Linked DNA regions of Homo sapiens: region 1 is linked to region 2. A link is an interaction called in ENCODE POLR2A ChIA-PET data of the cell type or tissue named here. Cell type or tissue: MCF 10A. All regions are shown on one strand. Each heading gives the region's core, and the rest is flanking DNA. Links, peaks and the distances in the headings are about the cores only.

Region 1 (5,386 bases), core at 258-5,257, 170 kb after region 2:
AGTAGCCATTATTATCACTTCTTTCTCAGATGCTAATCTGTAGTGTAAGCCTCTGTTCTCAAACTTTCCTTTGCATAAGGACCACCTAGGGGAACTTTTTAAATGCAGATTACTCCTGCTCTGCTCTTGGGACCTCTGAGCCTGGTCCAGGAGGAACTATTTGAATGTTTGTTTTGTTTTGTTTTGTTTTGTTTTGTTTGAGAGAGTCTCACTCTGTCACGTAGGCTGGAGTGTGATCTCAGCTCACTGCAGCCTCAGCCTCCTGGACTCAAGGGTTCTTCCCACCTCTCAGCCTCCCGAGTAGCTGGGACTACAGGCGCCTGCCACCACACCCAGCTAATTTCTGTATTTTTTGTAGAGACAGGCTTTTGCCATATTACCCAGGCTGGTCATAAATGCCCCTGCTCAAGCCATCTGCCTGCCTTGTCCTCCCAAAGTGTTGAGATTACAGGCATGTGCCACCGTGCCCAGCCTTAAATATTTTAATAAAATTCCTGGATGTTCTTATGCAGAGAGCCAAGCATTGACAAATGGCAAGCAAGTGCTTCTATCCTGTGCTTTTACTCCTTTGAAATGAAAGTGTCCACTAGACCATAAACACATTTGTTTCCCTTAGGAAAACTCTAGCTCTAAGAATTTGAAGTATTTCTTCTAAAACAGATTCCACTCCACATTTGTCTTCTACTGGTGGCTTTCAAATTTTTTTTACCATAACCACAATAAGAAATACACTTTACACAGTGACAAAGAATATGCATGTTTATATATACATACATAAATAAATTTTCCATAAAATAACATCTTCACTTTTCACACTTCTATTTTTCATCCATTTTCTCTTGTAATGCTGACCACAACCCTTTAATTTTATTTCACAACCCAGTAGTGAGTTGCAATCAAGAAAGACTAACAGTAAGATGACCCAGATGTTGGAATTAGCAGACAAGGATTTTAAAGAAATTATTATAACTAATATTAAAAGATATAAAGGAAAATATGCATGTAATAAGCAGATTAAAAATTTAAGGTTGGGAGTGGTGGCTGACACGTGTAATCCCAGCACTTTAGGAGGCCAAAGAAGGAGGATCACCTGAGGCCAGGAGTTCAAGATCAGCCTGGCAACATAGTGAGACCCTGTATCTACAAAAAAAATTTTAATTAGCCAGGCATGGTGGCATAAGCCTGTAGTCTCAGCTACTTGGAAGGCTGAGGCAGGAGAATTGCTTGAGCCGAGGAATCTGAGGCTACGGTGAGCTGTGAATATAGCACTGCATTCCAGCTTGGGTGACAGAGCAAGATACCCTCTCTAAAAAAAAAAAAAAAAAGAAAAGAAGAAGAAGAAAAGAAAGAAAGAAAGGAAGAAAAGCTAAGCAAAGAAATGGAAGGAATCACATGGAAATCCTAGAACTTAAAATTACAGGCCAAGCATGGTGCCTCATGCCTATAATTCCAGCACTTTGAGAGGCCAAGGTAGGAGGATTGCTGGAGGCCAGGCGTTCAAAGCCAGCTTGGTCAACATAGTGAGACCTCATCTCTACAAAAATTAGCTGGGCATGGTAGCACATGCCGGTAGTTCCAGCTACTAGGGAGGCTGAGGTGGGTGGATCAGTTGAGCCCCAGAGATCGAGGCTGCAATCAGCTGTGATCACGCCATTGCCTTCCAGCATGGGTGACAGAGTGAGATCCCGTCAAAAAAAAAAAGGGGGGCCAGGCACAGTGGCTCATACCTGTAATCCCAGCACTTTGGGAGGCTGAGGCAAGTGGGTCACCTGAGGTCAGGGGTTCAAGATCAGCCTGACCAACATGGAGAAACTCCATCTCTACTAAAAATACAAATATTAGCAGGGCATGGTGGTGCATGCCTATAATCCCAGCTACTCAGGAGGCTGAGGCAGGAGAACTGCTTGAACTCAGGAGGCAGAGGCTGTGGTGAGCTGAGATCATGCCATTGCACTCCAGCCTGAGCAACAAGAGTGAAACTCCATCTCAAAAAAAAGAAAAAAGAAAAGAAAATATAAATAAAAAGTACACATACGAAATAAAAACCCCACTGAATGGGCAGACTGAGATGGCAGAAGAAAGAGTCAGTAAACTAGAAATTACCTAGTTTGAAAAACAGGGAGACAAAAAGATTGAAAACAAAAGGCTCAGAGACCTATAGGACAATATCAAGCAATCTACCCTACATATAATTGGAACCCCAGAATGACCAAAAAGAGAAAAGAGAGCTAAAAAAAAAACTGTCCAGGAATGATGGCCAAAAACTTCCCTAATCTAGTGAACAACATAAATTTACAGTTTCAAGAAGCTCAGCAAATTCAAGCAGGAGAAATAAAAACCACATCTAGGTATATCACTGCTGAAAACCAAAGATAAAGAGAAGAATCTTTAAAGCAACCAAGGAAAAATGACTCATTACTACAGGAGAACAATGATAGTTTTAATAGACAACTTCTCATCTAAAACAATGGAAGCCAGAGACAGTGGTGTAATATTTAAATCTTTTTTTAAAAAAAACTGTCAACCCAAAATTCTATATTGAGTAAAAATATATTTTAAGAATGAAAGCAAAATAAAGCCATTTTCAGATAAATGACAACTAAAAGAATGCATCACAGCAGACCTATGCTACAATAAATGCTAAAGGAAAAAGCTTAGGCTGGAAGAAAATGAAACCAGATGGAAACTCAGCTCTTCAGGGAGAAATAAAGACTACCAGATGGCCAGGTATGGTTGCTAACACCTGTAATCCCAGCACTTTGGGAAGCCAGGGCAGGAGGATCGCTTGAGCCTAGGAGTTCAAGACCAGACTGGGCAACAAAGCAACAACATATCCTACAAAAAATTTTTTTAATTAGCTGGACATGGTGGTGCATGCCTGTGGTACCCACCACTTGGGAGGCTGAGTTTGGAGGATCACTTGTGCCCAGGAGTTCAAGGCTGCAGTGAGCTATGATCACACCACCACACTTCATTCAACCTGGATGACAGAATGAGAGTCCATCTCAAAAAAAAAAAAAAAAAAAAGACCACCAGAAATAATAAATATGTAGGCAAATATAAAAGATTATCTTTTCTTTTCTTTCTCTTTATTTAAATACATATGACTATTTAAGGCAAAATTGTAACGAAGTATTGTGGTAGCTACAGCATTCTCATACATAATACATGTGACAACTATAGCATAAAGCAGGAGTCAACAAACTTTTTCTGTAAATAGTAAGACAGGAAATATTTTAGGCTCTGTAAACCATGTGGTCTCTGTTACAACTATTCAACTATACCATCACATGGCATGAAAGTAGCCATAAACAATACATAAGTGAATGTGTGTAGTTATGTTGCAATAAAATAAAAGCAGATACAGCCAAGATTTGACTCACCAGTAAGAGTTTGCCAACCCCTGGCATAAAGGATTGGGGGTAAATAAAACTGTATGGTTGCAAAATTTTTATATGTAATATGAACTGGTATCATAATTCCAGGTAGACTATAAAAAGTTAAGGACATATATTATAATCCCTAGAGCAACTATTCAAAATAAAAATGCAAAGAATAGGGCCGGGCACAGTGGCTCAAGCCTGTAATCCCAGCACTTTGGGAGGCCGAGGCAGGTGGATCACAAGGTCAGGAGATCGAGACCATCCTGGCTAACACAGTGAAACCCCGTCTCTACTAAAAATACAAAAAAATTAGCCAGGAGTGGTGGCGGGTGCCTGTAGTCCCAGCTACTCGGGAGGCTGAGGCAGAAGAATGGCGTGAATCCAGGAGGCAGAGCTTGCAGTAAGCCGAGATTGCGCCACTGCACTCCAGCCTGGGCGACAGAGCGAGAGTCCGTCTCCAAAAAAAAAAAGGTGCAAAGAATAACAGAAAAGCCAATATCGAAAAATAAAATGGGACCAGGCACAGTGGCTCACAGCTGCAATTCTAACACACTGAAAAGCCAAGGTGAGAGGATTTCTTGGGTCCAGGAGTTCATACCAGCTAGGGCAACATAGCAAGACCTCCATCTCTACAAAAAAAAAAAAAAAAAAAAAAAAAAAAAAAAAAACCAGCCAGGCATGGTGGCATGCACCTATAGTCCTAGCTACTCAGAAGGCTGAGACAAGAGGATTCCTTGAGCCCAGGAGTTTGAAGATGCAGTGAGCTATTATCACACCAAGGTACTCCAGCCTGAGTGATAGAGTGAGACAATGTCTCCAAAAATAAGTAAATAAATTTTAAAAATGTAATTTTAAGAAAATACCCAACTGACTCTAGAGAAAACAGCAAAGGAAAAACAGAGGAACAAAAACAAACCAATGAAACAAACAGAAAACAAATAGACATAAGTCCAAATCTATTGATATTTATATTAAATCTAAATGGACAAAATTTGGCAGAGGTTATCAAACTAAATGAAAAAAACAAGACCCAACTATATGCTTTCTACAAGAGACATACTTGTGCCAGTTACCAATTTATTGCCTCTCAGCCCCAAATTCACCTTTCATTGCAGGTCCTGTAAAAATGGAGCTAGGTTCTTTAGATATTTTCCCTTTGCCATCTAGCAAAATACCAAGTTTTGTCAGTAGAGGGCACTAGAGAAACACTGCAGGAAGAAAGGATTTTCTTTCCTGGTTTTGTAGTGCTCTCTCAGCAGATAACCTGAGGCACTTTCAGCTTCTATAGTGCCCAGCTCCTGAAGTTCACAGTAGTCAGAAGTAAACAGAAGGCAGCAACTTCTGCATACCCTCTCAGGCAGTTTCATAGCAGAAAAAACCTCTAGCAAAACTCACTCCGCATTAACGACTTTCATTGGTACCCTAGAAAATAAGTGTCTGGATGGGCCGGGCGCGGTGGCTCACACCTGTAATCCCCAGCACTTTGGGAGGCCGAGGCGGGCGGATTAGACCATCCTGGCTAACATGGTGAAACCCCGTCTCTACTAAAAATACAAAAAATTAGCCGGCCGTGGTGGCGGGCGCCTGTAGTCCCAGCTACTCAGGAAGCTGAGACAGGAGAATGGCGTGAACCTGGGAGGCAGAGCTTGGAGTGAGCCGAGATCGAGCCACGGCACTCCAGCCTGGGCGACAGAGCGAGAGTCCGTCTGAAAAAAAAAAAAAAAAAAGGAAAAGAAAGTAAGTATCTGGCAAGTTTTGGAGGGTGGATTTCCAGCAAGTTCTGGGGTTTTTCTTATTGTTCATTTATTTATTTATTTATTCTTTAGAAACAGAGTCTCGCTCTGTCGCCCGGGATGGAGTGCAGTGGCGTGATCTTGGCTCACTGCAACATCTGCCTCCCAGGTTCAAACGATTCTGCTGCCTTAACCTCCCAAGTAGCTGGATTACAGGTGCCCACCATCATGCCCAGCTGACTTTTCTATGTTTAGTAGAGATGGGTTTTC
Region 2 (5,386 bases), core at 60-5,059:
ATCATATGATCCATCCATTCCACATTTAGACCTATACCCTAGAAAAACTCTTGTACCAGGGTACAAGGAGAGCTTACAAGAAAGAACACTTATAGTAATTATTGTGTGTAATTGCAACAACAATTATATGCAACCTGAATGTCCATCAGCTGGAGAATGGATAAACAAATTATTTGTTCATACAATGAAATACTATACAGATGCTTCTCAACTTATGATGGGATTACATCTTGATAAACCCATTACTGGGTTGAAAATATAAGAGTGCATTTTCAACTTACGATATTCTCAATTTGTGATGGGTTTGACTAGATGTAACTTCATCGTAAGTCGAGGAGCATAATGAATGTATATTTTGCCTTCATACCATCCTGAATTAAAATATCCTAAGTCAAACCACTGTAAGTTGGGGACCACTTGTATAGTCATTAAAATAAATGAATTAGCTTGTAGTCCCAGCTACTTGGGAGGCTGACGAAGGAGGATTGCTTGAGCTTAGGAGTTTGAGGCTTCAGTGAGCTATGATTGCACTGCTGCACTCCAGCCTGGGCTACAGAGTGAGACCTTGTCTTTGAAACATAAAAATATAAATAAAAAACACATTAGAGCTATACAGATTAGCATAGATGGATATCACAGATATAGTTCTGAATAAAAACAGTAGGTTGCAAAAGAATCATACAGGATGATGCCATACAGAAAGTTTCAAAATATGCCAAACAACACCACATATATTTAGAGATACATAAACTTGTAGTGGAAGTATAAAAGAATGCATAGCAGCCTAAACACAAAATTCAGAACATGAATTTTCCTAAGGATAAAGGGATGGAGGAAGAGGGAGATGCAATCAGGGCAGGTATATGGAGTGTTGTGGGGGGGTGTCAACAGAATTGATACTCTTTTATTTCTTGAACAGGGTGGTGAGTATATATGTGTCTATTTTATCTCTTTATCCTTTTTATCTGTCTTAAAATATTATGTTCCATGATATACTTATGTCATGAAAACATTATTCTGCCATAAAAAAGAAGGAAATCCTATCATTTGTAACAACGTGGATGAGATGGAAGGCATTATGCTAAGTGAAATAAGTCAGAGAAAGACAAATATTGCATGATCTCATTTATATTTATAATCTAAAAGAGTCAAACTCACGGAGAACTCATAGAAGGTAGGGGGAATGGGGACATGTTGGTCAAAAGGTACAAACTATCAGTTATAAGATGAATATGTTCTGGGGATCTCATGTACAGCATTGTGACTATAATTAATAATATTGTATTGTATACTTGAAATTTGCTAAGAGAGTTGCTCTTAAATGTTCTCACCACGCACGCAAAAATAATAACTATGTGAATGATAGATGTGCTAACTAACTTGACTGTAGTAATCATTTCAAAATATATATTTCAAAATATATACACTTATCAAGTCATCACATTGTACACCTTAAATAGACACAATTTTGTTTGTTAATTATACCTCAATAAAACTGGAAGAAAAAGAAAGAGAAGGGATCGTGGTAGTCAGCCTCCAAGATAGTCCTGGTGATCCTGGCTTGGTGTTCGCACCCTGTGTAGTTCCCTCCCGCATCATACCAGGGCTGCCTGAACAATAGAAGGCTGCTTAAGTGATGGTATGTGACATCCAACACTGGGTCATAAAAGACATTGCAGCTTCTGGCTTGTTCTCTTGCATCACTTGCCCAAGGGAAAGCTGTCTGCCACACTGAAGGACACTCGCAGCTCTATGAAGAGGCCCTATGAAGAGGCCCACATGGAGAGGAGCTGAAACTTCCCACCAACAGCCCATGCCAACTGGTCAGCTATATGAGTGAACCACCTGGGAATCAGAGCTCCCAGCCCCAGTCAAGCCTTCAGATGACCGCAGCCCAGCTGACATATGACTGCAACCATATAAGAGTCCCCGACACAGGACTATCCAGCCAAGTTGCTCTGAACTCCTGACCCAAAGAAACCATGAGAGAAATAGTAAATGATTATTGTTGTTTTGAGCTACTGAAATTTGAAGTGACCTGTTATGCAGCTATGAATAACTAGTGCAGGGTTGTATTGGGTGACCACCAGGTTCCCTTTTAGTTCCAGCATTCTAGGCTTTTAGGCTTCCTCTCACTCTTTATCCCATTTATTCATTCACTCAATCATTCAACCATCATGTATGAGAAATTCCAAAAGCCTTAAGATTACCTCTGACTTCCTTTAGGATGTAAGTCCTCGGCTGGAAATGATCTAAATAGGCTAATAGTTCAGCAGTTTGGTACCTCTTAGTTTTACCTAGAAGAGAACCCTCTCACAAAAGAGATCTTCCACACTTAATTTCATGCCACTGCAGAAAGTACCAGAACAGCCTCAAAAGGGAGAGAGAGCCTTGTGCCTTTAACATAGAATTCATGTATATTCATAAGCACAGAATCTGGAATTTTATTTGATATGAACCAGTAAAAAGCAAAGTCATATGTTTTAGCATATATGCTACCTGAAAAGATTTCTCCTGCCTGCCAAAATTTTACCTGCTGCTAAATTTTTGCTAACCACACCCACCAACCTCCCTCCCTCTCCATCTGAACTGCACCAGCTACTTTTGATTGTTTGCCAAATCAACAGAGTTGAGAAAACACAAAGACACACTTGTAGGTAAATATACTTAAGAATCAGCCTACCAGCAAACACACATCCTACGAAAGCATAACAAGAATAAAACTAAAAAGAGGCTTGGCCTGACCATGTCGGCTGTGGGCGAACTTGGGTACATGCCAACTCACACAACTGCCATTAAAAATGAATTGCATTCCCAGGGATGAATCCTGACATGACGCCATTGGGAAAGATGTTTGGCTTCTTTAAAAAAAAAAAAAAAGCTTCACTGCTAGCATTGCTCAACTTCTCAGTTCTCTCTCTTTCCTTCCTTAAATTTCCCATGCGACTTTGCATTTACCTAGTATCATGAAGAGTCACTGACTTGGGATAAGAGGACCTGGGCTTAACACCTGGCAATTGGAAACTAAGGGGTGTTTATAATTTGGGTTTCTTTGGTAGACAGGAGCCCACATGAACTCAGGCAATTTTACTGGAAGGAAACTAAAATAACTCACAGAATGGAAGGAAGAGCTGAACATTCTCTACACACAACTCCAACATCTTTCTCTCCCAGGGCATCTCTCCTTAAGATTCTAATCCCCAGCAAAAAGAATTCAGTGGCCTAGCCGGAGCCATATGCCCAACGTTGCGGGTCAGGGAGGGAAGGGATCCGAGAGGTGGGACTGTCCTGTGACTGGCAGCCCCACCAGAACACAATGGGGGAAAAGTCAGTATCCAAAAGAAAGGGATACTGGGCTGGCAAAATAAGAGGCGTTCATTCACTGTGCAGCCTCATCTGCTTGTCATGAGGCTCAAATGAGATCATGGACCTACGATCCCATTTTAAATCCCTAGAAAGTGTAAAGTTTATTTTTACTTATTTGTTCACTTCTCTTTCTTTAATTTGAAGTTGATCAAGAGCTTTTCCTTCTAACACTCCTATTCCCAAGAGGCCTGGAGAAAGCTCCTGTCAAGCTGCTTGTTGGCTGCAGCAAACTCACCAGCACCAGATCCTGAAGGTCCAGGGTGCTGAGCTCCAGTCATAGCTGTCAGCCATGAAGAGAAACCAGCAAATCACTACCAGCACCCAGCCATGTTGTTTGCACTAATAATCTTAGAACAAATGCAACTGCTTGGCCAAATGAAAGAAGTGTATCCAAAATGACCATTTGTGCCTCCCTGAGTGTTTTTGAGATCCCCCTTTATGAAGCACCCATGGTATAATGCACAATGATATAGTTCCCAGCCTTGGCTGCAGCTCAGTAGCAGTTGCCTATGCTGCCAAGTCAAGTAAAATTAATCTGCTGCCAAGGGAATTACAAAGAAATCATAGCAAACCTAATATTGGGCCACAGAGCGCAGACCCCTCTTTTCCCTTCGTTTACCCCAAATGAGGATTCCAGAACTTTGACAGACTGACTTCTTTCCCTTCCTCTCTCCCATTCTCCACCCTGCCTCTCCCACTCTCCTCTTTAAGGATTCTCAGTTTATAATGTCTTTTTCAGGTTCTCTCCTTCCTGTAGCTTTTGGCTATCAGCTTCATTTCATCTAGATCACAAACAGAACTTTGGCAAATAGAGACAACAGGGCAACAGCGTGATGGAGACGAGTGGGCAAGTAGAAAACAGAAGGTTCTTTAGGAAGTCAGGCATATGTTTCAGTAGCCTGTGAACCAGCTCTTGTTCTTTATCGTGGACATGATCCCTGGAAATTGTAAACAACATAAAGAAAACTGACCCGATGCAGACATAGCCCCACCTGGAAGTTCACAGGTGTATTCCCATGGTAATCTTCAAAAGTTTCTGTTCAGCTACCCGCATCTCCTCCTTTGCGTCCTGGAACGGGATTTTTCTTTGTTCCCAGTTCTTGAAATGGTAATGAAGATTTTCCTTGTCATCTCTGAAACTTGTGATGTTGTCATGGGAGACAAATGCATCAGTGTTAGTAATCCTTAGATAAAAGGTGCTTTACAGTTATGAAAGAATTATCTTTAATTTTGTCTCTGGGGTATATGGTGAGGATTAATTAGTTAATCTGAGTAAAGTGCTATAATTGGTGGGAGGAATTATCAAAACCCTGGGGAAGGAGTAGTTTTGAATCTAGTCAATTAGAAGTGTTCTGCTGTTAATGACAGCTGAGGTAGCCGTCCTTGTCTCTCAGACGTCACAGACCAGCTGGGTTTCCAGCAACATCCCAGACCATACACCACCCGCCCAGGGTGAAAAGGTGAAAATAGCTCCAGGTAAGCAGAGGGGGAGGAGGGATGTCAATGTTCAAACAGGACCTGAATCAACCTCAGATTCTGTTCTTGTCATTGGCCCTACCTGGGGACCCAAGGACATTTGTGTGAAATGGAGTGGTAGGGAAAGAATTCCCACACAGCTGCTGGGTGGGTGCTGACTCAGCACAGAGCTGCCCTGGGAGAACAGGGGGTGCTGGCAAGGAAGGGTCCCCGCCAGGCCAGGCAGCAGACAGACCTTGAAACTCTCCTTCTCCATGTCCTCATGTACAAAATGAAAGAGGGAGCCAGACGTTTAGGTATTGTAGGAAGATGTAGTAACAGCAAATGCTTACACAGTGCTTACGACAGGGCAGCCACCACCTGGGTGAATCTTTATTCACTCAATTATCACGACAGCCCTAGAGACGGTTTCCCCACCTTGCAGAGTTGATAAAAGTTGGGTTTAAACCCAGATGGTCAGATTCTACAGCCCATGCTTTTAACCACTACATCCTGCTGCCTGCCTAAGTATAAAACCTCCGTATGAGCCTCTCAGTTCATGAAG

What was found. ChIA-PET counts read pairs that join two places held together with the same protein. Peaks named below come from ENCODE experiments on the same cell type or tissue, not always from the same donor. Only the 100,000 strongest peaks of a DNase experiment are listed, where the experiment ranks them.
Region 1: POLR2A ChIA-PET joins it to region 2 with 5 read pairs; 2 of 35 experiments call an interaction of 5 or more read pairs at or near these places.

Annotation. Positions count from the first base shown.
Region 1 is chr2:172,126,631-172,132,016 of GRCh38, reverse strand. No RefSeq gene overlaps it. Among named protein-coding and RNA genes, the nearest start is that of DLX2-DT, 26 kb to the right of the region's middle. RefSeq lists an enhancer at 1-396 and a silencer at 5,044-5,220. In MCF 10A, for the core only: a CTCF peak has its summit at 4,570 (motif pointing right); DNase peaks (open chromatin) are centred at 3,356 and 4,576.
Region 2 is chr2:172,297,316-172,302,701 of GRCh38, reverse strand. It overlaps LOC107985960 (a long non-coding RNA gene), which reads right to left. Exons shown (of 6, transcript XR_001739773.3): 3 at 4,359-4,505. Among named protein-coding and RNA genes, the nearest start is that of ITGA6, 130 kb to the left of the region's middle. In MCF 10A, for the core only: no CTCF peak of the experiment used is centred there; a DNase peak (open chromatin) is centred at 2,821.